Linked DNA regions of Mus musculus: regions 1, 2, 4 and 5 are each linked to region 3. Evidence: chromatin loops called from intact Hi-C (ENCODE). Cell type or tissue: heart. All regions are shown on one strand. Each heading gives the region's core, and the rest is flanking DNA. Links, peaks and the distances in the headings are about the cores only. Region 1 overlaps Dmac2l (distal membrane arm assembly complex 2 like). Region 2 holds the start of Sav1 (salvador family WW domain containing 1). Region 3 overlaps Nin (ninein). Region 4 has its middle 8.8 kb from the start of Abhd12b. Region 5 overlaps Cdkl1 (cyclin-dependent kinase-like 1 (CDC2-related kinase)).

Evidence for each region. Peaks named below come from ENCODE experiments on the same cell type or tissue, not always from the same donor. Only the 100,000 strongest peaks of a DNase experiment are listed, where the experiment ranks them.
Region 1: a loop joins it to region 3, with 13 times the contacts of the local background. A loop is called at or near these places in 12 of 42 quality-filtered maps.
Region 2: it touches region 3 in a loop (2.5-fold over the local background); 9 of 42 quality-filtered maps call a loop at or near these places.
Region 4: a loop joins it to region 3, with 4 times the contacts of the local background. A loop is called at or near these places in 18 of 42 quality-filtered maps.
Region 5: a loop joins it to region 3, with 9 times the contacts of the local background. A loop is called at or near these places in 13 of 42 quality-filtered maps.

The regions. Positions count from the first base shown.
Region 1 is chr12:69,731,389-69,737,320 of GRCm38, forward strand. All of the region lies in intron 1 of Dmac2l (distal membrane arm assembly complex 2 like), which reads left to right. Among named protein-coding and RNA genes, the nearest start is that of Dmac2l, 9.4 kb to the left of the region's middle. In heart, for the core only: a CTCF peak has its summit at 2,301; no DNase peak of the experiment used is centred there; H3K4me3 peaks cover 360 bases; H3K27ac peaks cover 452 bases.
Region 2 is chr12:69,983,628-69,989,559 of GRCm38, forward strand. Sav1 (salvador family WW domain containing 1) reads right to left here and starts at 3,375. Exons shown (of 5, transcript NM_022028.2): 1 at 3,047-3,375; 2 at 582-1,025. The coding sequence starts at 3,140. In heart, for the core only: CTCF peaks have their summits at 3,426 and 3,660; a DNase peak (open chromatin) is centred at 3,524; H3K4me3 peaks cover 2,671 bases; H3K27ac peaks cover 2,034 bases.
Region 3 is chr12:70,059,835-70,065,766 of GRCm38, forward strand. It overlaps Nin (ninein), which reads right to left. Exons shown (of 29, transcript NM_001081453.1): 4 at 2,855-2,894; 5 at 1,317-1,507. Among named protein-coding and RNA genes, the nearest start is that of Nin, 40 kb to the right of the region's middle. In heart, for the core only: a CTCF peak has its summit at 2,476 (motif pointing left); no DNase peak of the experiment used is centred there.
Region 4 is chr12:70,142,376-70,148,307 of GRCm38, forward strand. No RefSeq gene overlaps it. Among named protein-coding and RNA genes, the nearest start is that of Abhd12b, 8.8 kb to the right of the region's middle. In heart, for the core only: a CTCF peak has its summit at 2,856; DNase peaks (open chromatin) are centred at 2,006 and 2,466; H3K27ac peaks cover 1,378 bases.
Region 5 is chr12:69,754,750-69,760,681 of GRCm38, forward strand. It overlaps Cdkl1 (cyclin-dependent kinase-like 1 (CDC2-related kinase)), which reads right to left. Exons shown (of 10, transcript NM_183294.2): 4 at 5,349-5,421; 5 at 2,459-2,549; 6 at 1,697-1,897. Among named protein-coding and RNA genes, the nearest start is that of Mir681, 6.2 kb to the right of the region's middle. RefSeq lists an enhancer at 2,660-4,513. In heart, for the core only: a CTCF peak has its summit at 3,289; DNase peaks (open chromatin) are centred at 3,182, 3,682 and 4,132; H3K4me3 peaks cover 2,321 bases; H3K27ac peaks cover 3,947 bases.

The sequences.
Region 1 (5,932 bases), core at 255-5,254, 330 kb before region 3:
TTAAAGGCGTGAGCCACCACCTGTCCGGCAGAATTTGATTTTTTAATGGTGTCTGAGCATTAACTTGCATGTCTTAATTATCTTTTTTTTAAAGATTTATTTTTTTATACACGTGAGTACACTATCACTGTCTTCAGACATAGCAGAAGAGGGCATCAGATCCCATTACAGATGGTTGTGAGCCACCATGTGGTTGCTGGGAATTGAACTCAGGACCTCTAGAAGAACAGTTAGTGCTCTTAATCGCTGAGCCATCTCTCTAGCCCGTCTTAATTATCTTTAAGAGTCTACAAGTTAATTTTTATAAGATTAGCAAATATATAAGTAGTTAGACATATATCACCAAGTGAATTTGTGTTAATCTTAATATACCTGTATAAGATTAGAAATTTATCATAACACAAAAATCTATCCTAACCCAAGATATTTTAGAGGCCTGTTTTGGTCCCTGTAATCTACAAAGGCAATGCAATGATAAACAGAGGCCCCAGTAAAACTAGGGAGGATTGCTGCATTAGTTGATTTATGCCATGTGGTCATCTTAATCAAGATGGTGGTAAAGATACATTGTATATACCTCTCTTTTAACCTTCATAAAGATGGCTGTTTGAGTTCTTGTCTGTGACCCTGTAGCTTCTGTCTCTTCTGGAAGTCCTGCTGCTTCCTTAGATCCTCCTGGGTCTTATATGACACTTCCTCTCTTCTTGGACTCATCTCATTAAAGCCTAGGTATCTTACTGCAAATGGCAGTCCCCTGTTGAGGCCAGCCAGTGGCTCACATGTCAGGGTTCGAGCCTGGAAGGCACCTTGGAATCTGGAAGAAAAGAGGGAATCTAGGCAATGAGAGAAAGAATGGAGCTAAGTCAAGACTTTCTGATCAAAGCTCAATTTTAATATTGGGGAACACGCCTTATGAAGAAGGGGGGGCCCATTCCTGCCGAATCATCTTTGGAGTCCAGCTGCAGGTGACCACGTGTAGGCTACAGAACAGCTAGGCAGCAGGTAGTAGCAGTGGCTGTGGCAGAACAATAGGGTGATCCAGGGAGGCAGGCTCCACCCCAGGCGATCTCCTAGTGACAAGTCAAGCCTGCTCAGCCTGCTTCAGGCTGTGGGGGAAGGTTACAGTCCCCAATATAGCTTAATGGCCCCAAAGTGGCACACTTGGTTTCCGAATTCTCTCACATGTAACAACTTCTGCCACTGCACAAAATAAGATCCCCAAGACTTTTATGTCTAAACCTTCTGTGCTCTACACCCAAAAGCCTCTTATCCTTAAGCCTTTTCTACTTTCCACTTTTGAAAATCTCATATCTCTATGTACTTGTAACATGTGAAAGCTCACTGCACTTCTTTTCATGCGGCCTTTACTTACTATTCTATGAGGAGGGGGCACATTCCATTCTTGATTCTAGCTTCATTATATTTCTAGCAAAACAACTAAAAACCCTCTTCTTTTTTTTTAAAGATTTATTTATTGATTATATGTAAGTACACTGTAGCTGTCTTCAGATACTCCAGAAGAGGGAGTCAGATCTCATTACGGATTGTTGTGAGCCACCATGTGGTTGCTGGGATTTGAACTCTGGACCTTCGGAAGAGCAGTCGAGTGCTCTTACCCACTGAGCCATCTCACCAGCCCTAAAAACCCTCTTCTTAAACTTTCTATCAACTATTCTAATTTTCTAAAATTATTTGAATCAAATGAGGAATTGTATAAAATCATTAATTCATCCAAACAGCATTATTTCATGAAAGTTCCATCTTCATGTTGATCTGCAGGAAATTTTGCACATTATGGTAGGATAATCCCCAGGAGTCAATCATAACAGACCATAGGCAGAAAGGGTCTTTCTTCGCCCAGTCATACCAGATTAGAAAAGCAGGGAAGCCGGGCATGGTGGCGCACGCCTTTAATCCCAGCACTCGGGAGGCAGAGGCAGGTGGATTTCTGAGTTCGAGGCCAGCCTGGTCTACAAAGTGAGTTCCAGGACAGCCAGGGCTATACAGAGAAACCCTGTCTCTGTCTCTCTCTCTCTCTCTGTGTGTGTGTGTGTGTGTGTGTGTGTGTGTGTGTGTGTGTGTGTGTGTGTAGAGATCTGGCCTTTAATTAATTCACAAATATAATTGCAAATGTTAGAAACACTGTTATAAACTTAGTATTTCTTCTGATAGTAAACAAGTGTGTTTTCTTTTATAATTTAAATTTCTAAATTACTTATTGTATATAGCATATAGAGACAACTATTTTCTAGTTTTCTGATTTAACTTGAGTTATATTCACTAACTCACCACTAGAGGTCTCCTCTTTCCATGTAGAAAGCATTCCTACTGGCCACACTGCTTGTTTTCAAGCAGGAAGTAGTTCTCCGATGTCATAACGGTAGCAAAGCTGAAGTTAAGAAAGAAAAAACCTTCCAAATTTTTAAAACTTTATTTCTAGATATAAATGTATTTTTAAATTTTAACTCAATTTAGGGAAAACATTTAATGTCTTTGGAATAGCTAAAATAAGTCTGGCCCTGCCTTTATCTAAGTTCGATTAGAAAAACGAATGAAACCAACAAAGTATTGAGTTTTCAAAGACTTTGTATTTCACCTGCTTAGTAACAGCTTCTCTGGCTTGGCCTTTCCACCCCAGTTAAGGCAGTCACTGAAGGCTACTAACCAACAGATACTGTAAACTTCTGCATTATGTTGGCAAAGAAAATAAGTGGTTTTAGCTTGTTTAGCTCTGCCTGCTCCTACCCTCCATGCCTGTTCCCCTCCCTCTTAACCTTCCTGATTGAGAACTCTGTGGGCTGGCAAGATGGCTCAACGGATAAGGGCACTGACTGCTTCTTCCAAAGTTCCTCAGTTCAAATCCCAGCAACTACATGGTGGCTCACAACCACCTGTAATCTTTGGGCCTGATTGAGTGGAATAATAAATAAATGTTTGGGCCTGAGCGATCGGGGCCCACTGGAGTGAGCAGAGGTCCTAAAACGTCAATTCCCAACAACCATATGAAGGCTCACAACCATCTGTACAGCTACAGTGTACTCACATACATAAAAGTAAATAAATAAATCTTAAAAAAAGAAAAAAGAAAGAGAGAGAAAACTCAGTTTGTGGTATAGAATCTCACAGTGTGGTTTTGAATGGTCTGGAACTCACTGTGTAGACCAGGCTGGCCTTGAACTCAGATCTTCTGCCTCTGCCTCCCAAGTGCTGGGACATGATGCTTGAAAACTTTTAAAGACTGTTTAAGACCTATCTCAAAAAAAAAAAAATCTGGTATGAAGCCTTCCCCTTTTTTAGGCTCTCATGCATAATCCATGCCTTAAGGAACCATATTAGATGTTTGTATTTTCATGTCATCTGTCTTCTCCATGAAACTATGGGTTGTAAGAGAACAGGGTGGGATCTTTCTTTGCACTTTCCTTGTTGCTGCTTTGCCTCATCATTGCTAGTTTGTACTCAGTACAGCACACATTCAGTGAGCATTTATGAATGGATGAATGATTGGATGGATGGACTGATGGATGGATGGATGGATGGATGGATGGGTGGGTGGATGGACGGATGGATGGATGATGGATGGATGGATGGATGGATGGGTGTGGCGTTTAAATGAGAGGTTGAGTAAGATTTTTCACAAACGAGGTCAGGGTGGAATGAATACAGGCACTAGCCTGAGTAGGGGATGAGAAAGCCCAGCTTTGTAAACAAAATTGGCAACACACAAGTTGTTCAAGATGGATATAGGTGGAGAGAGCTTGACAGAAATCCGGAAAGGCCAAGGCTGTGGGATGTAGCTGAGGTGGAGATTTGTGGTGATGAGGACAGCCCTGGAAGGAAGATGAAGATGAAGACTCGGGGGTGCCGTCGGTTGAGTAGTAGAGTGTTTGCCTAATATACTCAGCCCTCTGCCCAGTTCCCAGCACTGCCAAAGAGGGAGGGGTTGGGGAAAGACAGGAGGAAAGGGGAAACAAGAGAGGCCTGAGAAAGGTATTCCTGAGGTCTCATCCGTTGGTTCACTGCCCCAGCAACCCATGTCCTTGGCTTTAAAATGCTTCCCACTCCGGCACCTTTTAAACCTTCTCTCTCTTGTTCTACAATCATCCAGAGCCCTGACAGGTAGGAAAGAGTACTAGGTTCAAATGCAACACTGACACACATTAGTTTAGAGACATTGAGCAAGGTCCTTTAGGCACATGCATTTATTAATGCCCCACCTTGTTCCAGAAAGGATTTAGAGTGTCAGCATGTTACTTAATATCAAGGCTTTAGTTTCCCCATCACTGAATGAGAGGTTTCGTGTAGCTGACCTGAGTGCCTTCCAGCTCTAACACTTTGTGACTCTAATTCCAATGATTCTCTTGGTCATCTTCCCTTAGGAGTCCTACCAACACTTCATATTTAGAATTTGAAAAACAAAGGAAAAGAAACTGAGCCAATAGCAGTCTTGCTCTTGTGTGTGTGTGTGTGTGTGTGTGTGTGTGTGTGTGTGAGTGTGTGTGTGTGTGCCTGCCTCTGTCCATATCCTTTGTGCTCACACACGTGTGCTTGTATGTGGAGGCCAGGGTCAGTATGGAGTGTCTTCTCCAGTCACTTTCTGTTGTGTAGTATTCACCAGAAAAGACTACTCCGACATGGGTTTAGGCCAATAGAAAGTCTTTATTAGCCAGCCGGTGATTACACTGGGTGTTTGGGATCCCAGTGTTACCCTGAGCCTTTCTCAGAGTGAAATTTTCAGCACAAAACCCATGTTCTGAGTTGATGTGCTTCGGGTAAAAGGAGAGTTAGCCAGCAGCAGAACTACAGAAGCCAGAAAACAAGGTTAGCACATTTAGAGACTTTCCCAGAACTAAGGACTTTGATGGATTAGGTCTTTGTTTTTCTTTTGGCAGGTGATACTGTTTACATGTTGAATTTTATGGCCTGAATGGTACTTCCATCAAGGAGTCAGTTTTGCTAAGGGGCCCTGTTACATTTCCACCTTATTTTTCGAGGGTCTCACACTGATCCTGGAGCTCACCAATTAGGGTAGACTGGCTGGCCAGCAAGGGCTCCTTCAGTCTCTACTCCCCCACTACTGCTGTTACAGGTGCATGCTGCCAAGTAGGCTTTTTACATGAAAGCCAGGGATCTGAACTCAGGTCTTCTTGTTTGTTGGCAAACACTTTACCCACTGACCCATCCTCTTGATACTGGCTTCTGATAATGACATCACCATTTCACCAGTGGGCCAGGACCAAAGCTTAGTCATCTTCAAGTCCTCTACTTCTTGTCTCTGTATGTCCCCTACTGAGTCATATGGAGTCTTAACTCTAATGTCATTCCATCCTTCTGTAACTAAGTCCTATCCTTGTAGCCTTTTCTTTGTAGCCCTTGCTGACTATTTCTGGGCCATTCTGTATTTACTTATTTGCCTATTTTGAAACAGACTGTAGCTATATTGTTTTCAGGCTAGCCTCAAATTCCTGTGCTCAATTGATTCTCCTGCCTCAGCCTCTGAAATAGCTAGGATCACAGGACCATGTCACCATACCTGACTTGACCTTTGGTTTTGATGTTGCTGTCTGGGTAAATTTCCTGGAGCACACAGCTTTAACCATGCCAGTACTCTTATTCTGATATCCCAGTGACTCCCTGCTGTTTGCAGAATATAGTCCAGATATCCGGCTGCAAGGCCTTCTGTGACCTGGCATTAAGTGTCTGACTCTCCTTGTCATGACCACCATGTACAAACCAAACCGATGTATAGCATGCCTTAATTTCCTGCCTTGGCTTAAAAACCTAGCCTAACTGCCTGGGTTTTCTGTTGAATCATCTCTGTCCTTATTTTAGGTCTTTCAAGGTATGTATTGAGTCTTGTCATTTATTTGAACTACTTGGTGACTTATCTTGAGCCACTTCTCCTCAAAGACAGAGCGCATTCCACTTTTCTTGG
Region 2 (5,932 bases), core at 683-5,682, 76 kb before region 3:
GGCTGATACAGTTATGTTCCAAACTGTTAAGTCAGTTTATTAGAAGCTGTGGCCACTAAAAAGCAAACCAACCTCACACAATCTTTACCCTGCCAAATTTAAAGCCTAACAGTTACTAAACAGGATGAAAGTTCTCTTTTTAGCTTCTACCAGTTTATCTACAGTAATGGCCATTTTAGAAATTAAGTGGAGCTGCAACATTCCTTAATCCCCACCTCGGAGAAGCCCTTCCAGGTCAAGGGAAAAGGAAGTGCCAGGGTTTCCTGCCTGTTACAAAAAAAGGCATGTTTCACACAAAGTGAGCCATCTGCTCAGTCTTTTTAACCAACCTGGGGAATAGTAATTGCCTACAAAAAGCCAAAAATATGACATAGAGGACAGACACAAGAATTCTGTCCTTCATTATAAGTTAAAAACTACCAGCAAGCAGGAGGAAGCAAGAAGGGCAAAATGGAAATTTTTTCCCCTCTAAGAGTATGGTTTGTTTTGCTTTTTTTGCTTTCCAAGAAAATCCTCAGGTCACCTTTTAATTTAAATATCAGTATGAATAAGCCAGTGTGCTGTTTATTATATCGAGTTACCTGAAGTGTGCCTCCCCTGACTCTGTGGCATCCTCTGGAAGAGATCATGGTTGTATTCATAATATCTGTAATCTTCTTGTGCACGATCTCCAAGTGGCCGCCTTCTCTGTCCATCAAAAAAGTTATCTGAGAAGAAGTATCGGGAGCCAGAGTCTCCATTCTCAACAGCAAAGTTAACTTCTGTCAAAAATGACTGTGATGAGCCACACTCTCGAGGGACATCTGCTAGGCTCCTGACAAGGTAAGAAGGGGCAGACAGTCTGTGGCTTTCTCTTCTCATTACTTCATGAGGTGTCCTTTGAATTGCAGTTCTCAGGAAACTCTGGTTTCTTGAAACTACACCATCTCCAGAAGCTGAGAAAGCAGTAGCACTTGAATCTGGAAGACAGAGGTCAGTCCGTCTGGGAATTGTTGGACCGTGCCGAATGAATGAAGGCATGAGATCTATAATAAAACAAATATAATCACCATTGCATTAAGTCAGTACACTCGTCTAAAGTTATTTATGTCTACTATCCTGAGATCAAAATATCAAACAAAAGGGCATAAGAAAACAGATTTTAAATTTTAAGACAATACTAGAACTTTAAATGAAGATTATTTTCCCAAGCAAATACATTTATAATCTGCATTAATATGCAGGTGTAAACTCAGCTACAAACGAATGGATGCTGCATATTGCCATACATGATACAATGTCACTAAGCTGAAAGTAACCTAACAAACCAATTCCTTTACCAGCATCATGTATGACTACAGTTTGGTGTTTTCACTTGATTTAAGTATCACCAAGAATCTTTCTTCACAAACACATCTCATTAAAATAAAATTTAAAGAAAAAACCGCAAAGTCAGATTTCCTGTAAAAGACTTTTTTATTGGTAATTTTTTTTTTTTTGTCTTTCTATCAGGAATTACCCGGTTCTAAGCACAATTATCAAAACTAGAAAGCAAGACCTTTCAGTGTGGAAACTGAAAAATAAAGTCATCTACTTCCAAAGATGCACACAAACCCTGGATCTACTGAAAAAGCCTGGAAAGAATTATGGCTCCTTTAAAAGCAGATAACCCAAACCAAGGTCATGGCTGCTGATTTGAATGTGCAAACAGCTTTCATGTTCTTAGAAAGCAACTACCTTTAAAATATGAAACCTGGATATAGAACACATTTTCTGAATTCATTAAATCAATGTCACTAAGGGTGTCAGAAGCTAACACTACAGTAACTTAATATTGGAATAATTAACTGTCGATGACACAAATTCTGTATGGAGTCACTCACTAAAAGACTCAACAAGTGGCATGACTTCAAATGATGCTTAATAAACTTTATTTGCAGCAAAAAGCAAGCTATCACCTAAAAAAAACAGAAAAACAAGCTCTTAAAAATGGTTTCAGTTACTGACACATCCACCCCACCAACTGTGTTGTCTAGCACTCCAACTACTAACAGAACCTGTAAGGCTGGACACATGGTCACAATGGAAAAATATGCTCTCCACCCCTTTCTGCGGGATCTTGGGCAAATACTAGGAACCCCTGTGAGCAGCTTTCCCAATTACAATATGAGGTAATGCTTAATTTAAGTCACACGGTTACTTCCAGTTTCCAAGAAGGAAACTTACACAAGGGGTCCAGCTCCTAGAATGAGAACCAAAGGATTAGCTCTCTGACTACCCAAGAATTTTAAAAAAGGAGAATCAAGGCGTTCAAGTTAAAAACTCAAATATTTTAAACGGAGAAGAAAAGCTACGTACGGGAGGGGACGGAACATATGTCGGAAAGAGGAATAAAGTTAGGAACTTGCCTGGTATGGCTGAAATTATTCTGAATACTTTGCTTTTTTTAATTTTAGGAGCAAAGCCTAATCCAAATACGTTAATGGCTTGTCTACTCTGGGAAATGAAAAGACTCTGGGTAGTGGCTACAAGTATCAGGTTCTTTGCCTCACAAGTCTGTGTCCCGCTGAAGGACTAAGGAATCCAGTCTCTCTCTCGTGTGTGTGTGTGTGTGTGTGTGTGTGTGTGTGTGTGTGTGTGTGTGTGTGTGTGTGTGTGTGTGTGTGTGTTACTTAGGGCGCTGGTAGTGGCTACAAGTATCAAGTCTCTCGTGTGTGTGTGTGTGTGTGTGTGTGTGTGTGTGTGTGTGTGTGTGTGTTACTTAGGACGCTGGTAGTGGCTACAAGTATCAAGTATCAGGTTCTTTGCCTCACAAGTTTGTGTCCCGCTGCAGGACTAAGGAAGGAATCCACTCTCGCGTGTGTGTGTGCGTGTGCGAGTGCGTGAGCCGACGAGTGGCGCTGCGATGGTCGCAAACGCGGGGCCCGGACGTACCCAGCAGAGAGGTGCCCGGGTCGAAGCACTTTTTCCCCAACACCACGGACAGCCATGCATTTCCCAGAGTCGGTCTTCCAGCACCACCCGAGGCTGCGCCGGGTCCCCACCCGCCACCGCCCACGACACTCACTCCGCAGCAGGGGCGACGTCTCCTTCTTCACGTACTTGCCCTGCACCTCGGCCGGCTTAGACACCTCGTTTTTGGTTTTCTTGCGGGACAGCATCCTCGCGGACGACTCCCGCCGCCGCCCCAGCAGCCTCGCTAGGGCCGCGAGCCTGCCGCCCGCCGCCGCCTCCCGGGCCGCCGCCGCCGCCTTCGCCTCGGGTCTCCGCCGCCCGCGCCCGCCCGCAGGCTCCGCCGCATGTTGGCCGCGCTAAGCGCGCCCGCCGCCGCTCAGTCGCAGGGCAGCTCCTCCCGGGAAGTCAGCCGGCTCAACGACGCCGCCCGAGGCCGCCTTGGGACAGGGCCGCGGCCGCCCACCAGGGCCATGGTCCGCCGCCCGGAGCCGCTACCGCTGCGGCCACCGCCTACGTCCGGTAAACTTTCCCCGCGCCGCTGGGAATGCTGGGAAAGCCGACGCGCACGGGCCGCCCCTCCCCCGCCGGGCGCGGACGCGGCTGCGTGCGGCGACTCGCGACGGGCGGGCGGCTAACGGGCCGGGTGTGGCGACCATCGCGGCCCTCAGTGCGGCTGCGCGGGCCGGCTCCCGCCGCTGGGGAGCTGGAGTCCGGGCGGTCCGGAGCCCGCTGGGCGGCGAGCGGCTCTCGCCTTGGACTTGCCTACCGCCCTGCTTCCCGCAACCGCAGCCGCGTGTCCTGGTTGCTGAGGGAAGGCAGCCCTCGGGTGTGCTGGGACCGCGAGGGCTACACCTAGTAACACAGATGACTCTTCTGGTGACAGCGTGACTACTGTAAAAACTGAGTCTCCGTTTCTTCTGTCCTCTTATTATCTCCCCCAACCCTTGGTAGCCCACCCCCTTTTGTGCCCCCCATCCCCATCCGCGCTTTCGGATTAAAAAAGAAGATGGAGTTTCTACAGCTCCTAAGATAAATTTGACGTTAGTGTATTTATTTCATCATTTTAATATGTATTCTTAATAACCACATGCCTTCTCTTGCAGTTAAGTCTTAGAATTTTGAAGCCTTTGAGCACCAGAGTTCAGAACTGGGAGTTTTCTATCTAATATATCAGATTCTACTTTGTTCTCTTTAACTCGCTCAGGTACACAGAATAACTTGGAGAATAAGATTGGGACTCACTCCTCTTGATCAAAGTAAGGCTTTCATAATGAAGAGAATGTGCTTAAAACACAGAAGCAAAACACCAACCTCAGAACAAGACACCAAACTGCTCTTTTTTTTAGCCATGCACAAAGACATTTAATCAGTTGTCTGTCTCCTGTGTTTTTATGAAATGTTTCCTTGTTAAAGGTCCCTATAATCCTATAACAAATATTTTATTGAGCACCCAGCATCCAAGGTGCTGTTTTAGGTGTCTGGGATATAACAACAAAGGTCCTGCGGTTATGGGGAAGAGAGATCACAAAAAATAAAACTAGTAAGCCATAGTATGTAACAGAGTGAGCGCTGAAGGAAGCATAAACAAGAGAGATCCCACAGCTTGGAAAGGGGGTCGGATAATGAAGCCAGTGAGAAGGCAATGCTGGAATTAGCTTGCTATGGTGCTATCTGGAGTGAGGCCTCAGAAGAGCAAATGCAAGTCACTGCAAGTGGTCGTGTTTCTGGCTCATTGTAGGAATAGGAAGAGGGTCACGTAGCTGGAACTGGAACAGAGAAGAGTAGAGGGAAATGAAGTTCCTTGGTAACTGGCCACCCACCTAGGCCTTTGGAGTAGAGGAGAGACGTATTTAATGCGATCACTTTGGATGCTGTGTGAGAGTAGACTGAATGGGGGAGTGGGGTTTCAAAATAAGGGAGGTGATAAAAAAATATTGCTAGCATGCATATGGATAAAGGCAGCAGGACAAGCGCTAAGTGATTGTAGGCATTTTAGAGTTGCAGCAGGGTTTGCTGACAGATTGATTATGGCATAAGAGTAAAAAAAAAAAAAGCTAGAGAAAGGACCCAAGGAGCTGAAGGGGTTTGCAGCCCATAGCAACAATATGAACTAACCAGTACTCTCAGAGCTCCCAGGGACTAAATCACCAACCAAAGATTACTCATGGTGGGACTCATAGCTCCAGCTGCATATGTAGCAGAGGATGGCCTAGTCGGTCATCAATGGGAGGAGAGGCCCTTGGTCCTGTGAAGTTTCTATGCCCCAGTGTAGGGGAATGCCAGGACCAGGAAGCGGGTGTGGGTGGGTTGGTGAGCAGGGGGAGAGAGGAGGGGAGAGGGAGTTTTTGGAAGGCAAACCGGGAAAGGGGATAACATTTGAAATGTAAATATCTAATAAAAAGAAAAAGAGAACAAAGGGTTGCTCCTTGTGTAAACCTTCATTACCCAAACGCAGTTCATAGAGCACGTTGTCTGAGGAGAGGAAGCGCACTCAAGTATTGCTGTGGTTCAGATACAAATGCTAGCTCTAAAGAGTCGGTAGTGCAGATAGAGAACACGCAAGGGTGAAAGAGAAAAGACAATGGGGTTTTCCGTGAAGAATTTGAGGAAGGGAGGTAAAGGAGAAAGAAGTTGCCCTAAAATTCCCAAGGCTGACCTCAGAGGACAGGAAGTGAGGTTGCTGGGATCTTGTTAAGATAGTTCCTTAGACCTGGGCTTTCCAGAGAATGGAGTGAAGTATGCTTTCCACATTCATGAGAGGAAAAGTCATAGGATTTTGTAGCTGGATGGGAGTTCTGAAATCAACTATGTTAAACTCATGAAAAAAACATTACATGTTGTCTTAGATCACCTTCCTGTTTGGTGGCAGAACGACACTAGTCACCTTTCTCATGATTGTGACCATCGTCTGACAAAACGATGTAAAGGAGAAAACCTGGTTTAGAGTTACGAGTTTTAAAGGTTTAGACCATGGTCACCTGGCTTCCTGTTTCTGGGC
Region 3 (5,932 bases), core at 319-5,318:
TTTGTGCAATGTTTCTTGGGAAAACACAAAACAGAAAACAACCCAAGACTCTTTGTACTGGACTGATTCAGAAATTAGGACAATTAATTTAATTTTATGACTCAATAGCCACCGTTGAAAAATAAATGGGTTGCTGGGATATTCCAAAGGTTGTCAAGGGGCTTATATAATGGTCACATCATATGAGAAAAAGAAAAAAAAAAACAAAACACTAAAAACCGAAATTTTCTGCAAGTCAGGCTATTTGGCAGGTTTTAAAGATCGGCCTCTTTCTTGGTTAGGAATATGCTACCACTTTGTCCCGAGGAGGCAGCCAACATGGTATCAGATGTCATTATAATCAAAGATTCTGGAGCAATGACTGTATTCCTGACTCTAACTGCCCCTAATCTTTATTTGTAGCCTTCTAAAAGACACGTCCTAGAATTATAGGTTTTTCTGTAGAGCTTCACGGCTAATCCCACATTAATCCTAACGATCCTGCCATGATTCTTCAGCAAAAAGGGAAAACAGAATCTTACGTCATAAACTCTCTGGGGCTTGAAGACATTTTGTGCTATCAAAACTACCAAGCTACCTGGCCCCATTTCCTCGTAGCCAGAGTCTGGCTGTTCTATATAACCAAGGCTCTCCTCACACCAGCGTGATGTAAACTTCAAACCACGGCTAGAGAGGCAGCCTGTCCTGTGAACTGCTCTAGTCTACCCAAGGGCCCAAAGATGACACTGAGAACTTTCCAGAACTGAACATGCAGCAGGCTGGCTTTCAAAGTTCTCCTAACTCAAGCCTGAGGCTCTCTTCATCCCTCCTCTGCATTCTCCCATGTTTTACTGTTTGGTTTGGTTGATGCGTCTCATGTGGGGTGACATACTTAGCACAGTAGGTGACCATACTATACATTCAGGAAGTTCAGCCACATCAGCTTTGATTTCTGCCACAAAACATGACTTTCCCAAATCTTGTAGAATGTCTTTTTAGGGAGAAAAAAAAAGGAAGAAAGGAAGAAAGGAAGAAAGGAAGAAAGGAAGAAAGGAAGAAAGGAAGAAAGGAAGAAAGGAAGGAAGGAAGGAAGGAAGGAAGGAAGGAAGAAAGAAAGAAAGAAAGAAAGAAAGAAAGAAAGAAAGAAAGAAAGAAAGAAAGAAAGAAAGCAAGCAAGAAAGCAGGCAGGCAGGCAGGCAGGCAGGCAGGCAGGCAGGCAGGCAGGCAGGCAGGCAGGCTGTGTCTCTAATAAGGAAGTCACAGTGCTGCTCTTACCAGCCTGGGGGCAGACAAAGCTCTTCTCATTATTCCAAATCAGACCCCAGCTATGGGCTTACCGCTCCATCCACATTCTGTAATCCATACTGTTCGCAGATGGAAACCAGCTTCTTCCGGTTCAGGTGACCATCTCGAGTGATCCCCAGATCTTCACAAACCTCTTGCAGTTTCTCTTCTATCCAGTCTGGAGGAGGGCAAGACCCACCATGTGAAGCATTCAGGTCATCTGGGTTCCAAAACCTCAGCTGGCCTAAAATCAAAGCAAAAACTCTGTTGTCTCCAAAGGACTTGCACAGAGACAGTGCCTGCTATGGAAAGGTACCCTTGGAAGGCAATTCTTTCTATTGTTTTTTATTCTTTTGCATGGCTGAGTGTTTTGCTTGCGTACATGTCATGTACTACATACATAGAGTGCTCACAGGGATACTAGAGTCACAGATGGTTGTGAGCAGTTGTGTGGTACTGGAGAGCGATCCTGGGTCCTCTGGAAGAACAATTAATACTCACAACTGCTAAGCCATCTTTCCTGCCCTATAATGAACACTGTATGAGATGACTACAAATGTTGACCCACTCTGATTTAGTTGAAGTCCAAATGTAAACTGAAGGCAGCTTTTGCTCTGGGACAATCACCCATGAGAAAGAAACACTGTCTCATACACATGAGGTCAGATGCCTCAACTGGCGCTTGCTTTCCCAATGCTTCATTTCTGCCGTCTTTCTGGGCTAAGTATTATAGCACCTTTTCCTGGGAAGGAAACAGCCATAATGAGCCTCTAACGTTCATCTATTTTCCAAATCAGAAACCCGAGACTCACTTGAAAGACAAGGCTGCGAACTGTGAGTGTGTTAGCATCTGTGGATGTATGCTAGGTTCTGTTTAACGACAGGGTCAAACTACTTACTCAAATGCCAAGACTACTTATCCTGCATTAGCCACCCTGCTTCTAAACTAGCAATGCAAATGTGAACGCGTGAAGTCACTGCTTAGACTTGGGATACTTGTGGGCATGATTTTATGTGCCTGGGAGAACCATGGAAGGCTGGAAGGGCACTCAGTGTCATTCCTGATATTTATTGACAGAATTTAAACCCATTACTGTACTATTATCCCAGGCTGGAGAGCCAGAGAACACATTGTTTTAATTATACTTACTATCCACACTTCATCTGGGGGTTAGGCAGGAACGTGAGCTGAATCACAGTGCCATCTGGTGGCCACATGATTGTTGTGTTGTGCTTCATAGTCTATCTATAGATACTTCATAATATATCATCTATAAATCTATAGATACAAGCTGGGCATGTTGGAGATGTTCACGAGCCCCTTTGACAGTCTGCACTACAGTCGTCCTCTATACATGGACTGCTATATAGTCACTGCCATCTTTCCTACAGTGTTAATAGCCAGGGTTTGAAGAGTGTAAAGTGTCACTTGGAAATTTTTTTTTTTTTGTCTGTTGCTGTTGGTCCTAATCTTAGCATATCACTTCCTTTTAGTGCAAGAAGGAGGAAAGTGGTGCACAGAGTGCCTTAGCCATAGCAGCCAGGGCTTTCCCTCCTCAGTGGTCCCCCTAACCCCACTGTAATTGCTTACCTTCTGCTTCATACTCCTCACTGCGTTGTGTCTTCCAGTGCTAGAGAAGGCAACAGACAATGAGTACACATTTGAACCCAGCCTCTGGACCACATTTCTCCCTAGCTATCAAGTCACCATGTGGGTTAGACGCATGACTTTAGCCTTTGAGTCGGAACGGGCTCTTTTCAGTTAACCAGACCACCAATCAAGAGGTTGAAACCTCTTGAAATAGACTGATCTTTGCCAACCTTGCCAGCACAAAGTACTGTCTTTGCATGACACTAGGAAGTTGTCTTGTCATTTTTAAGGTTACTTATTCAACAACAGAACCTATTAGAACCCATTAAACCAGCCTAAATGGAATATGCAGAGTTCACCAAATGTGAATTCAAATTTACACATTTGTTCTTCAGTGGGTAAGTGCTGAGTGATCGATCTCCTTCATGCTACATCTTGGAAACACACACAAGAGCAGCACATACTTATTTCTTGTCCAACAAAGTACATATATAGAAGAGAAGGCAGAAAGGTTGTAAAGGCACTCGTGAAGTCTCACCAACATGACCACTTAAACATGAGTTGAACACAGAGGACACTAATGTACATGCCTCAACCCTACACAAAGAATTACAGACACATAGGGAAAGCTGAGAGAAGACATTGTCTTCCCTAGGGAAGAGCACACCAAGCCATTACTCAATACCAAACACTGAGCCCTGAAAACACACACACACACACACACACACACACACACACACACACACGAGTAACACTTATATAGATATTCCTAAGTATAACCTTCTCAGTCTTTATAATATCTATGTATATACAATCAAGATATGCATGTAACAATACTTAATGAAAAGGGGGACCACAAATTTGAAAGAGAGCAAGGAGAGGTATATGGGAAGACTTGGATCACAAAAGGGGGGTGGGAATGTAATTATATTATAATCTCAATAAAGTTCACATGCCAATGAAGACATGGGGACCAGAAAAGAGGAGGCAAGACAGAATGGGGACTGAGAAGGACACATCACACTGGGAAAGTGAAGGTTGATGTCCTAACAGCAGCAATGGATGAACTGAGTCCTGACGGTCATCTGAACTACAGACAACAAAGAGAACAGGAGTCCTTAATAATTCCTGAAGTAAGAATGGGTTGGGTGCACCTGTCAATGAGAGCAAACACAGATGCAGTCCCACAGGTAGACCAGAAAGCTGAATTCAACGCACTTGTGCTGGTAGTAAATTCATTGACCATAATGGAATTTATTTGAACTAGACACCTTAGCATAGTAAGTTCTGAGTGAGGTTCCTCCAAGGTCAGAGCCATGTAGTTTTGTACTGGTAACTTCCCCCTCATCACAAGTCTGGAACAAATCCAGCCTTGCTCCACTGGCCAAATTCTGTATCAATCTTCCTTGGGCCAGTTATAACATGTGGCTTTGGTTCTCCTGCAAATGGCTTGGGTCTCTCAAGCAAGCTGCCTGTTGCTCCTGTCCCACAGGGAGGATCTACGCCAGTGAAGAAAGTCCTGCTGAGAAGACAATTCACACACAACTCTAATCCACGGGTGTGGTGGCCCTGGCCTAGAGACACTAGCACCCGGGAGGCAGAAGGATAGGGACTAGGAGTTTTGTGTCAGCCTGGACTTTATAATACCCATGGGTAGACTGGACTATCTGAGAACAGCGAGAAGACAAACAGAAGCAAAGCATTAACATATAGAAATGAAAACTAGGTCTTTGTACACAGCCCGAAAATTATAAAGTCCTAAAAGGGGAAGAAATACATGGTGTGTGTGTGTGTGTATGTGTGTGTGTGAGAGAGAAAGAGAGAGAGAGAGAGAGATTTTTATGAATAAAGTTGCCTTTTATACCAAATAACCAGCCCATTCACTGGGATGGTTAAACTGTAACATGCTAGTTGATTTCTTAGACTTCTGAAATAAACACAGCAGGAAGATAGGCCTAATTAACTCCAGTCTGCAGAGCCTGGGTTACTCATGGCAGATCGTGTGCGGTGCAAAAAAATGCTCACACCAAACACTGTCTTTCAGTAGTTCAAGATGACATGACTTAATGTGCTTTTAGGCTACCTTGGCATAGCTCCTTAACCCCCCCCCCCCCACACACACACACACTCATTAGGTACCTGACACGAGCAACTGAAGGATGGAAGGGTTTGTTTCTATTTACAGTTCTCAGGGACACAGTCCATCACCGAAGGGAGAGTATGACACAGGAGCAGGAGACAGGTAGGCACACTGTGTCCCTAGTCAGGAATTAAGAGAGCAATGGAAACTTCCTTCCATTCATGCTGGTGACCTTCTTTTTGCTCAGTCTAGGTCTCCAGCTCATGGGATGGCACTGCCCACAGTTAACATGGTTCTCTTCACTTTACTTAACCTAATCTAGATAATCCCTCATTGGCATGCCCAGAGCCTTGTCTCCAAGTGAATTCAGATTTCATCAAGTTGACAATATTAACCATTACATTCATGGTAGTCATCTCCTCTTCAAGGAGAGGCAAGTGTCTACTACAATTCACAGCTCCTTAGTCCTTAGGGATGCTTAAGAGTCATGGACTCAGCTAAGCTGAAACCTCCAAATGAAATCCCCAAACAGACTCTGCTGAACTGGAGACAGCCAAAGGTCATGTCTCAAGATGGCTAAGCTAACTGAAGTGCCAAACGGACAGGGAATGGCTGGGACTGGGGCCCAGGTGTTTCCTTGGGTAACAATTTCATTATCTCACTTGTCCGGAATTTCTAGATAAAGATAGTGCTCTAAGCTTCTAGATGTGTGTGTCCTGGTGAAGCAGAGGGGAGTGGCAGTCAACAATCCTCCAGGGATCTCCCCAACTACTGTTTCTGATCAGAATTAAACTGCTATTATATATAAGACTTTAAATCCATAGATGCCCACTGATAAGAGCATCCCAGCTACCAACAGACTGAGCCAAGTGCTCACCCTACTTTGGCACCGGAAATCATGCAAATTCATTATTCAGCATCTCACCCATAACATATTAAATGGAGTTTATGACCTCAGGACCACTGGTCCAAATGAAACTATTAAACACGAGTTGTTC
Region 4 (5,932 bases), core at 634-5,633, 83 kb after region 3:
ATGCATGCAAATATACCCATGTTGTACAAAACACGATCCATTATCAGGTCCAATTACGAGCATTTTAAATTAATGATGAACAGAAATGATACTTAGAGACATTTGCCACAACTGACATGTGATATGAAAATAGGATACAAAAATCTGTGATTGTTATGAATGCTGAGGTCATAAATATTGATATTACTATCCTATATGAATTTTCTGACATTAATCATGGAAGTATCTAATAGGCTGTAGTGGGGGAATGTAGAAATAAAAATAGGATGTTTCTCCCACTCAAGTTCACAGACCCCTGAGTTCTAGCCAGATGAAGAATGCCTGCTTTAACTGGTCACACAACTCCTTCTTCCACACCTTCAGCCACTGGCCTCACTCCCTGCCTCACATGGAGTCCCACCGGCACCTGAGTCCTCCCTTGCCTGCTCTTCCTCCATTGTTCTCAGTATATCCTGAAGATTCCCCTCCATCCAGAGACTTAAGCTATATCAGGTCTCATTGCTATAGGGATCCCATTTGACATAATGACAGCCATCTTGGTCCTCAGTGTCATTTTGCCCAACAAATGACTTGGCACCCCATCCCAAATTGTATATGGTATCACTAAGATATCATATACATCTTATCATATGATAAGACAGTCATTTGAGCTTGCATGGCTGGCCGGACTGCTCTTATACCGAATTTGGGCATGCTTGCAGCTTTTGAGGAAGCCTGGCTAACACTCCAATGACCATAGGTTTAGATAGGAATGCTTTCTCTTGCTCTGCAGTGCAGGGATCTTGATATGTTGCTTCTGTCTAGGACATGCTTCTGCCCATAAGATCCAGTAGACTGTGCTTTGTGTAGCATGTCCTTCAATCTCATGGATCCCATTGTCTTTGGCATACATTCTGGTACTGCAGGGCTAGGTTTTCCTAACCACAGGTCCTGCCTTGAACCAACAGCATTTCTCTCCCTCTCCATCCATCTTTCCCACCTCTCTTACAACATCTCACTGCTATACTAGTCAGGCCCACCATCCTATCAAAGCCAGGATCTAAAAATCCCAACACCAAGAAATGCCTCGTTTCCCACCCACTGGCTGTCTGCACTGTACCTTAAAAATACTCCCATTGCCAAACAGTAACAGCTCATTGTTTGAATAAAGATAAAACAGTAGGGAAAAAAAAGTAGAAAGTAAAACAAAAACAAAAAAACATGTTCACCCCTTAGTCCCTACAGGTAACTTCTGGTGTTGGGAAGGTTTTAAAATGCAAATGGGAGGGTGGTGATGGCTGGAGAGATGGCTCAGCAGTTAAGAGCACTGACTGCTCTTCCAGAGGTCCTGAGTTCAATTCCCAGCAACCACATAATGGCTCAAAACCATCTGTAATATGATCTGGTGCCCTCTTCTGGTGTTTCTGAAGACAGTAACAGTATAAAAGTGTACTCACATAAAATAAAAAAATATATATTAAAAAAACAAATGAGGGAGGTTTAAGACTGCCAACATCAGAAGAATAAATCATGTCTTGATTTGTCTACAGTAGCAAATTGAAAGAAAATGCTACAGCAAGCGAGTATTTATTTATTTATAGATGGAGGAATAATTAAATGCTTTAAAACAGAATACGCAGGAAGAGCCTGTTTACCAGAGTGGCTGAGAGAGGTGGCTTTGAATATGGTTCTTGGGTCTGAGCTTCCTTCTCATGGAGTAAAATTTTCTCTCACTCCGAAAGATGTACTGGGCTCAATCCATGCCATGAGGCAGCTGGTCCTGATCAAATATGGGCTGGAGGTCCTAGGCTGGACTGGTGGTGTGTGTGTGTGTGTGTGTGTGTGTGTATGTGACAAGATGCTGCTGGATAGGGTGACAAGACTTACCCTCTTGTCTGGGAGTTGAGGAAAGAATTCTGCAGGCTCCCATAACTCTCCCTCCCCTGTCAAACATTATCTTCCGTTCTTCAGGCAAACAAAGGCTTAGGGAAGCCCGGCTTCCTAGGCTGGGCTTTGGAAAGCAGCGGCAGCAGCTGTGTGAGGGGAAATCCAGAGCAGGCCTAGCTAAGTCTAAAAATACAACCCAGCCTGACAGGCACACAAAAGGCCTCTTGTGGGGAGGGGCTCTCCTGCCCTTCTAGATGCTGCATTCTGGGGCCATGTGGAGAGTGATCCCCAATGTCCCTCTAGGGTGTCAATTTTCAGGAGGAGCAGCTTGCTACAGTCTGCCTGTCTTCCATCTGTCTTCCCTACTTGATGTCTGCTCACTTGAGGGTTTAGGGGATTGGCTGTGGGCCCATCTTGTTCTTCAAAAAGTTGAGGGGACCATGAGCATAGTTTTTCATATCTGCGGGAATGAAACGAAGCCTTCTTCGAAGAAGGTGTGGCCCCATCTCTTTCCTCCCAGTAAAGGGAACCGCTGGAGACCCATTTCTCTAACCTTCTGCCTGGGTATCATCCCACGAGGCTCTCCACAAAGGCGGTGCTTGTTGTCCAGTACAGCGCACAGCTGCCGGCCTGGAACGTTTTTCCTCCCCCCGGAACTTCAACTTGGACTGGGCAGGAGGAAGTTTGCAATCTTCAAAATAACCATCTCTGTAACAGAATAGAAAAGAAGGCTTTCTATTAAGACGCACATGCAGAGAGAGAGAGAGAGAGAGAGTAGGGAAATGAACCACTCCAGAGGACATATGCTAGAAGAGTTTGCTCTTTTAATAATAGGTTTTAGACGACTAAGAAAGACACAAAATGATTTTTAACCATGCCAGCTGGTGGTATCTCTTCCCCCAACCTCACCCCCATTCAAACTTTCTGGTTCGAAGATGTCACCTTTGTTTTCTTTTCTCGCCGGCTCACTGCTGCCTCCACGTGTTAGATATAAGAATTACAACAGCGTGTCTATTTTTATACTTGGTCAATTAAATGCTATAGGCTGCCTGCAGTCTGTTAGCCTCTGGGACAATGGAGGGAGAGAAATAAAGCGAGGCCCTAGCTTGTAGGTAGGAGTTGCATGCTCTAGGTGAATTTTGAACATCTTACATTTCAGATGGCTTCGTTATATTGTTCCTTCCCAAGTCACCGTACCTTTGCTGAAGGAATCATTTAATCCTATTGGGGATGAGCACAGTCAGTTCTACTAATGATAGCTTTCCTGCGAGACCGCGGGGCAAACACACTGATGCACATTCAATGTTACCATTCTGTACAAACCCTGTAGTGAGGAAGACTGAATTCTGCACAGTTTACAGAACAAGACAATAACTCACACATCGATTTTAGAATATCTATTAGGAGCTGGAGAGATGGCTCAGCAGTTTAGAATACTTTTCCAGGGACCTGAAGTTAAGCTCCCAGCACCCACGAACTACCTGTAATCCCAGCTCCAGAAGATCTGAGCCTCTGCAGGCTCCTGCACTCTTACAGCATATACACTCAGCGACCTACACACATACACAGAAATAAGAACAGACCGTGAGACCCCATCACCTGGGCATGGTGGCACATGCCTTTCTTTAATCCTAGAACTCAGGAGGCAGAGGCAGGTGGATGTCTGTGAGTTTGAGGATAATCAAGTCTACATAGTAAGTTCGAAATCAACCAAGGATGCATGGTGAGATCGGCTCAAAACAAATTCTGAAAGCACAACTACCTGGTGTTGGCTAGAATACCTAAATACCTTTGCCTTGGTAGAAGCCAGGAGTCTTGAAAGTTTCTGGCAAGCACCAATTGTTTCAATTTCTTGCTCATCTACATACTTTACATGCCTTGCTTCTTGCTTCATAGAAACGGAGGTCTTACAAAATGTCCTGTTGCCCTAAGTGGAACCTGGAAACTGTGCTCTATCCTGACTGATAAAGTGGCATGTTTTCCTAGGCAGAAAGGACGCCCAAGCCTCCTCCTCAGTATCACGGATATGGAGAAAAGAGATGCCCACTCCCAGTGTCCTCCCCAAACCCTCCCACATTGCAGTGACACTACCCACAGTCACAGCCTGACTGATCCTTTCTAATTGCTGGTAACTCATGTTACCACAGATAGCTCTAGGGTGGAAACTCAGCCCTTTTCTCTTACCAAAGCAGTCAATCGATTCTGCTTAAAGGCAGGGCCAAATAGGGTCTCTGTGTACTGGACCAAGGCCATTGTAGGCTCTCTGGCAGGTCAGGTAGGGGTTACAGACCATATCAAGGCCCAGGTCATAATTTGCAGGCTATTTAAACCTCTCAGACCGAACTCTTCCTTTATGTGTAGTTATACTTCAGGTTTTGCACAGATGCAGGCATTCCACACAGGGCAGAGGCTGTGCTAGAGTCTCCCCACAGGAGGAGATTTGGGCTAACTGTCTGGTTGGATATCAAGGCTGGTGAAAATGTCTTGCTTTTATCAGTAACTTGCTGATGCCAGTCACAGAGTTTCCTATTGGCAGTGTCATTGAAGACAAGTCCATTGTTCAGGCCTTCCGTGTTTATAATCATAGGCTTCTTCTACGTACAGCAAACTGGTAGGAAGTATATACATAATCAAGATGGAATTGTCTCCACGAAAGCCTGGGCCTGTAGATTCTAAGCAAGTTCATACTTTTCTGTATTTGCCCAGAGTGTCCATTTCTCTACATGCTCTGAGCAGAAGGTCCTGAAATGAATTCTTGCTAACCTTGCTTGCATCTCTGCCTTTGTCACTGTCCTCTTTGCTGGGTCTAACCTTCTCACCTCTGCATTAACACCAGACAGCTTACACTGTTGGATGGCTCTGTAGAGGAATGGAGGTGGGCCAGAGTTCTGTGAGGGACATTTGGGTCTACAGGATAAATATTGTTTAACTTCTTAGAGGGTCGACCTTATTCAAAGTTGGGACATAGTTCTAGAAAAGCAAGCAATGATGGTATAAGGTGGATTAGTTGGGAGTAAGTTTGGCTATAAGTAGAGAGAAAGAAGAAGAAGAGGAGGAGGGAGAAGAAGAGGAGGAAGAGGAGGAGGAGGAGGAGGAGGAGGAGGAAGAAAACTGGCCAATTCTTGAGAAAAACACCTGAAGTTGACTTTAGTCTTTCACATGAACATGCACAACACATACACACATAACACCATGCATACATGAACTCCCTACCCCCAGCCCATGCATACACGAATGCTCCACTCCCACAAACATATAACCAAGGGTTAACAAAACTTGCTTTATTAATCACCTCACAATGATAGTCAACACTCACCTCTGGGCAATGAGCTGATGTCTGCTAAGTAATTTTGGGTCCTGGGACTCAGACTCTTGGAGAGAGCATTGACCCCTTCTTTTTGACCCTTAGCAACAGGAGAGTGGAAACACCCCTCTAATCCCTACTCCCACATTCTTTTGTCTGAAGAGGGTGGGCTTGCTAGTTATCAGTTTCTAGTTCCCGTTTGGCTGGTGATGAGCCAGAAGAGGCCATGGCTAGACCTCTTGTCCATTTTGGTATTCGTATTTACTAGTGATTAATCTTCCATGTTAGTCTGTAAACTATCATGCTTTAAATGAAGGAGGATTTTCCCAGGAGCCAGAGAGAGAGAGAGAGAGGGAGAGGGAGAGAGAGAGAGAGAGAGAGAGAGAGAGAGAGAGAGAGAGAGAGAGAGAGAGAGAGATCAAATCCAGTCATTAATAAATAATATCAGTGCTGTACCGGGTAGGCTGGAAACAACACTTCAGAGGAGAGCTTTCATATCTATGATCTCACTTCACACTACATATTATTATTATTTTAAAACTCCTCTCTAGGGGCAGGATGCTCCAACGGAGCATCTGGAGGGAAGACAAGGAACACAGCCCCAGGCTGACTGACATCAGGATCCAAGTAGTTCTCCGGGGGTGGGGGGTGGGGAGGGCGTTCCCTGGGCTCTCTTCCTGCTTGTTTAAAAACTAAAGGCAAAGATGAGAGACTGCTCTAATTTCCAGCTGTGCCGGGGCTCACTTACTCCAGCTGTGTGTG
Region 5 (5,932 bases), core at 509-5,508, 300 kb before region 3:
CTGAGAGAAGCAGAGGCCTGAGAGAAGCAGAGGCCTGAGAGAAGCAGAGGCCTGAGAGAAGCAGAGGCCTGACAGAAGCAGAGGCCTGACAGAAGCAGAGGCCTGACAGAAGCAGAGGCCTGACAGAAGCAGAGGCCTGACAGAAGCAGAGGCCTGACAGAAGCAGAGGCCTGACAGAAGCAGAGGCCTGACAGAAGCAGAGGCCTGCAGCCAGGGCCCTGTGGTACTGAGGCTCTAGCCTCTGACTAGATCGTCTTGAGTGACCAGTGCTACTCGGTTCAGAACTTTACCTCTCACTCAAATCCAGAACCTTGCTCTAGTTTGGATAAGCAAGCAAAAACACAGCCTCTAGGGTGTTGATTCCTATGTCTGAAAACACTGTAATGAAGCCCCTTAGCCCCTAGCTTTAAAAATGAATTACAGATACACACACACAGTAGAGACATATGTCCCCGAGCTGTCAAAGCCTCCCCACTAGGGCTGGAGCGGCAGGAGAGTGCCCTAAAGCCACTGGACGGAACAGCCAAGGAAGGCTGAGTGACCCTGCGTGAGCTCCAAGGAGGCTCCAATGTGCAAGACATTGGTGGAGACGATAAAAACAGGAAACACCACCGGACCCTGGTGACGCACACCTTTAATTCCAGCACTCGGGAGGCAGAGGCAGGTGGAATTTGAGTTCAAGACCAGCCTAGTCTACAGAAGGAGTTCCAGGACATCCAGGGCTACACAGAGAAACCCTGTCTCAACAAACAAACAAATGGAAATACAGTCTCACCCTCAGGTGGCCTTCAGTACTTTGGGAAGACAAAGCTCTATGGTGATTGCTGGTAATACAAGAGTTATGGAGCAGAGAAAGAGTGCTTTAAATGGCGTTCCTTAGCAGAGTAGAATCTAACTCCTGGATTCTGAAAACAGCAACCACTAGTTATGGATCTCTTTTACTGTACCCTCCTCCCTTTTCTCTTCTGTCCTTCCCATTGCCCTTAATTGTAGGAGGGGGGCACGGTGAACAAGACTTTCTTCTCGACACTTAGAAGGCTGAGGTTCTTCCTCTACGGTAATCTGAATAATCCAAAACTTGTCAGGCAGGCTGCAGTAAGGACATCTGGATGAATCACCTCATCCTAATGCAGGCTTAGCATCCCTCATTAAAAATTCTGAGACTGAGTGCCAACATGATCCTACAAGTAGGAGATGCTACACTCGACTCCAAGTGTCATGGTCAAATGCGGGCACGCTAGAACGATCATATAACCAGCCTTTAGGATATGGGAAGAAATGAAATGAAACATAAATGAATTTTCTGTTTAGACTCGGGTCCCTTCCCTTACATACCACATTGAAACCTCTAATGTCACAAACACTAGAGTCCCAAGCCGTCTGGATGAGGGATGTTCAGCTTGTAACATGGAAGCCGCCTGTGACCAGCTAAGTCCTTGCAGTAGTTCTGTTGCCAGGCTTAACACATTTAGAAGTTAAGAGGATCTGACCTAAGCTTAAGAGATTAGTCTATATATCCTGGACAATTAGTAAATTCCCAGTAATCATTAAGTCTTGTCATTTGAACAAACCATAGACACTTTTAATGGAGCCATTTCAGCGAGGCTGAGAAATGTCTGTTTCCTAAAGGTGTCAGGTAAGCAGGGGGTGTGGGAGAAGCGAGCAGGTTCTCTCAAAGTCAGCGGAAACCACTTACCCAGGGTTTTCCTTATCAGGTAGAGCTGATCCACGTCAGATTTTCCTGGCCATAGAGGCACTCCGGACAGTAACTCAGCAAACACACAGCCAATTGCCCAGACATCTACAGGGGGACCATACTGCGTGTCTCCCACTAGCAGCTCGGGTGAGCGGTACCACCGGGTGGCCACGTAGTCCGTGTAGTAGTCACCTGGTCCAGCTGGCCGGTGCAGAAACGTGGAAAACAGATCAGTGGAAGCCCGGAGTCAAAACTGAGCAGGGAAAAACCTAAGAAATGAAGCTTTTCCGAATCACCATTCTCAGTGCTAGCTGCTGGTTGTCATCACTTGGCTGTAGGATGTTTTAAATTACTGATACTTGGGCTTCCTCCCGGCCCAATTAATCCGAACACTTGGAGAGGGCCCAAGGCTACCCGCATACTTTTTAAAAGTTCCTTGGGTGTTAATCTATAGCCAAGATTAAAAGGCATTCATCTGAAGTATTAATTCTGGTAAGTATTGTTTGGGGGGTTGGAGAAGGCAGGAGATTAGCAGGCTTTATAATAACTTTTGTGCTACAATTTACATATAGCATACATATCTAAATTGTTGTGTATTTATACATTTTTCAAGTTATATTTCATTACAAGATTTGGCAGGAACCGTAATTTGTTGCAAGATTATTCCCGGGGCAGAATACAAGAACCAGCTTTCTGTAGTATGGAAACCAGCTGTCCCAGCAAGAATGTTCCTTTTACATTGAAGAAGCCGTGGGTACTCACTGAGAAGCCGTGCGAACCCAAAGTCACAGAGCTTAATGGCTGACTGTTTGGTGATGAGAATATTTTCCGGCTTCACGTCTCTGTGTATGCACTGGTTAGAAACAAACAAACAAACAAAACAAAATGTCATGAAGGTGCAACTCTAATATCTGCCACGAGTAAAGGGCTGGAATATTTAGCAGATATTGGATATATCAGTTTAATCTGCCATTGACCTGTTGGATACTAAAACAGCAGACTAAAATAAACCTAGTTCCATACCTACAGACAGAATCATTTCAAATTCTTGAGTGGCCACAAAAACCAAGAAGTGTGATAGGAAAAATGACTGTCAAGAGCCAGACTCAGCAAATAAAAACACGTGAGATACCTAGTTACGTTTGGATTTCAGATAAACGACTTTTTTTTTCAGTGCTGGGCATCAGTCCAGAACCTTAGCCGAGCACGCCACCTGACCTCCACCTCCAACCCAACTAAAATGTTAAGTATATCTCAAACAGTCTGCATTAGAAAAAGGAACTTTATATTTAACTAGGCATCACCCCTAACCTGCCTGCTGTCTATGAAGGGGGAAAGGACCGAAAGGCTTTGAGGCTTCAGCCTGTGGCAAGAACGACAGACAGATTGGAGCAGAAGCCCGGTTCACTGGAAGGCGGCTTGCTCGCTCGGTAAACAAGACAAGCCCTGGGCCTGCTGAGATAAGCTGGGAGAGAGAGGGCTGGAAGCTCGTGTGCCTGCCAAAAGATCGCCCTTCCAGCTCTGACATTTGTCCTGACAAGATAAACAAGAGCTGGCTGCGGCCTCGCCGTCCGGGGTGCGTCGTGGTCGCTAGGTGTCAGCTCTGTCCCACAGCACAGAGGAGCCCAGCGGGAGACTCTTGCATCCTGCCTCACCCGCTGGTATCAAGCTACATTCTTTAAGAGGGTGAAGCCACTACCAAGAGGAGCGCTTGAGGACTCCCACGGGACTTTCTTATTAAATGACAATGTCTTTGATAGATAGACAGATAAATAAATAAATAAATAAATAAATAAAATCTCTTAAGTCAACAACTTTTAATCAACGGTTAACATTTAAAATTGAGTTGGGACAAAATATTACTCCGGGTTCTTTGTGACCCCTCCCTTTTCCCAAGGGTTTTCCTCTCTGCTGGGAAACGCTGGGTCTTTCTGCCGCCCCAGTGACTGTTGGCCTGGAGCCTGCAACTCTTGAGGGTTCCTTGACCCCAGAATCCGGAAAGAGGACAGAGGCTCTTCGTGGGCGCAGCAATTCCCACTCCAAGGGACTTTTAGGGCGAGAGAGCAACGTTAGTGTTTCCCATCAGCATTATTATTCTGGAAAAAAAAAATGGAGGCGGGGTGGGGTGGATAAATTACCTTATAACCTACCTATCTGGTTCTCAGTAATCGATGGCCCTGGGCTCTGAAGTCTTTCACCAGCCATTTTGCATTTTGCTATAAATAGGTCCTTCCATGAATGTCGTGATGACATATGGGCAGAAGGACTCAGAAACAAGAATGTGCTCCACCCCCCCCCCCTTTGTTTGGGAATTCTTTCCAAGCTCAGCACCCTCCCCCCATCAGCCCCCCCCCCCCCCAGCACGTGGAGCCCAGCAGCGTCTGCGGCTCTCCAGAGAGCTGTGGTATGCACTGTATTTATCTTCACTTTCCTCAGATCTCCCCCACCAGGGCTGGCTGGCGAGCTTTCTCGTTCTTTCTGCCCCCTCCTCTCCCCTTCCCTCTGTATCCTCCAGCCCCACTATCTGTCCTGCCACCCTTATGCTGAAACTTGTTTGTTGGGAAAGTGCTAATCACCGATCAAAGCGTCTAGCATCCACTCGTCCTGCCTTAAAATGACTGTTTTCACTGTAAGGAGTCAAACCCAAGGCTTCATGCAGGCAAGGCAAGAGGTCTAACCATGGAGCGACACTCCAGCTCTGATAAGGATTCTAGGCTTCCGATAATGAAAGCCAAAATAATGACTGTTCCCGTGTTTTCTCCTTGTAAGCAGCTTCAGGAAAACTTACTTGGGGCAAGCTCAGAGGGGATTTAACCCCTCGGGCCTGGGTGACCAATAACTGGAGTCCAGTGAAACTCTAAAATTCCCTTCTGGGATTTTGAGTGTTTTTAGTGGTTGGACTCTGATTCCACCCCCCCACACACACACCTTTTTCTTTTCTGCTATATTGATTAATTGGTTGGTTGATTGATCGCAGTACTGGGAATCAAACTCAAGGGCTCATTCATTCTGAGTACTTGACCACACAACTGGGAGCCAGCCCAGGAAGCTGGCTTCCATGTGTAGAAAGGGGGCAGCTCTGTGTGGGGTGAGAGAGGAGAGCAGATTTTTCAGCATCTATGAAGCCATGTCACATGGGCAGTCTCCTACAGTGGCTCCCCCCGCACCCCCCCCCCCGCACCCGGCCCCCCGCCCTCCCCCCAGTCCAGCTGTGGCAAAAAGGACCAGACGCCCATTTAACACTCCTATCTCACCAGGGCAGACACTAGGACTTGGCGCCTAGGACTCCACCCATTGTAACTGCAGCAAGCATCTGGAGTTACCTCTTCCAGTTCAAAGTCTTTTGGGGAAACCAATCCAATAATACAGACTCTCTAAGTAAATGGGGTTCCTTCTTCCTCACATTTTACAAATTAAAAACAAAAACCAAAAACAAAAAACGACTAGTTTTTTTAAAATGATTTTTATAATGTATGTTTCCATAAGATCTGCCATCTTTAAGTTCCTTACTCCCCTCCGCCCCCAGGCTTAGGAAGATTTTCATGGAAAAAAACGTATACCCACAAAGGTGGGGTATGAACTTTGAATAAGGCTCGGTTTTGGCTCAAGAGAAGAAGCCACCTGGGTGTTCAAAGGGGGTCGGGACACTTACGTTATGTTTATGGCAGAAATTTACAGCCTGCAGTGTCTGCCAAGTTATGTTCTTCACGAGAGGCTCTGGTACCCTAATAAAAACAAAAGAAACAGCACAAACACATTCTTCACTCTAGCCATGGACCTCAGCTCAAGAAACCCAATCCAGACGGGGGCAGGCTTTGGGACTGAAAAATCCCGGGAGACACAGCCTCCTCTGGATCCACAGGCCATCAGCCCACAAATCCAGTGTTGAGAATGTGTGACCAGCATGCTGCTGAGTTGTGGGGAAAGCAGGTTAACAAAAATACAAACTTGGATTTTAAAAACAAAACAAAACAAAAAACAGGGAGGAACAGTGAAATATTTCAACAAATATTTATGACCTGGGACTGCCTGAAATTTGAACTCCTCAGTTTTTTTCTTTGTCTTGTTTTGTTTGTTTGTTTTGTGTTTTTTTTTTTTTTTTTTTTTCCGAGACAGGGTTTCTCTGTGTAGCCCTGGCTGTCCTGGAACTCACTCTGTAGACCAGGCTTGTCTCAAACTCAGAGATCTGCCTGCCTCTGCCTCCCAAGTGCTGGGATTAAAGGCGTGCGCCACCAC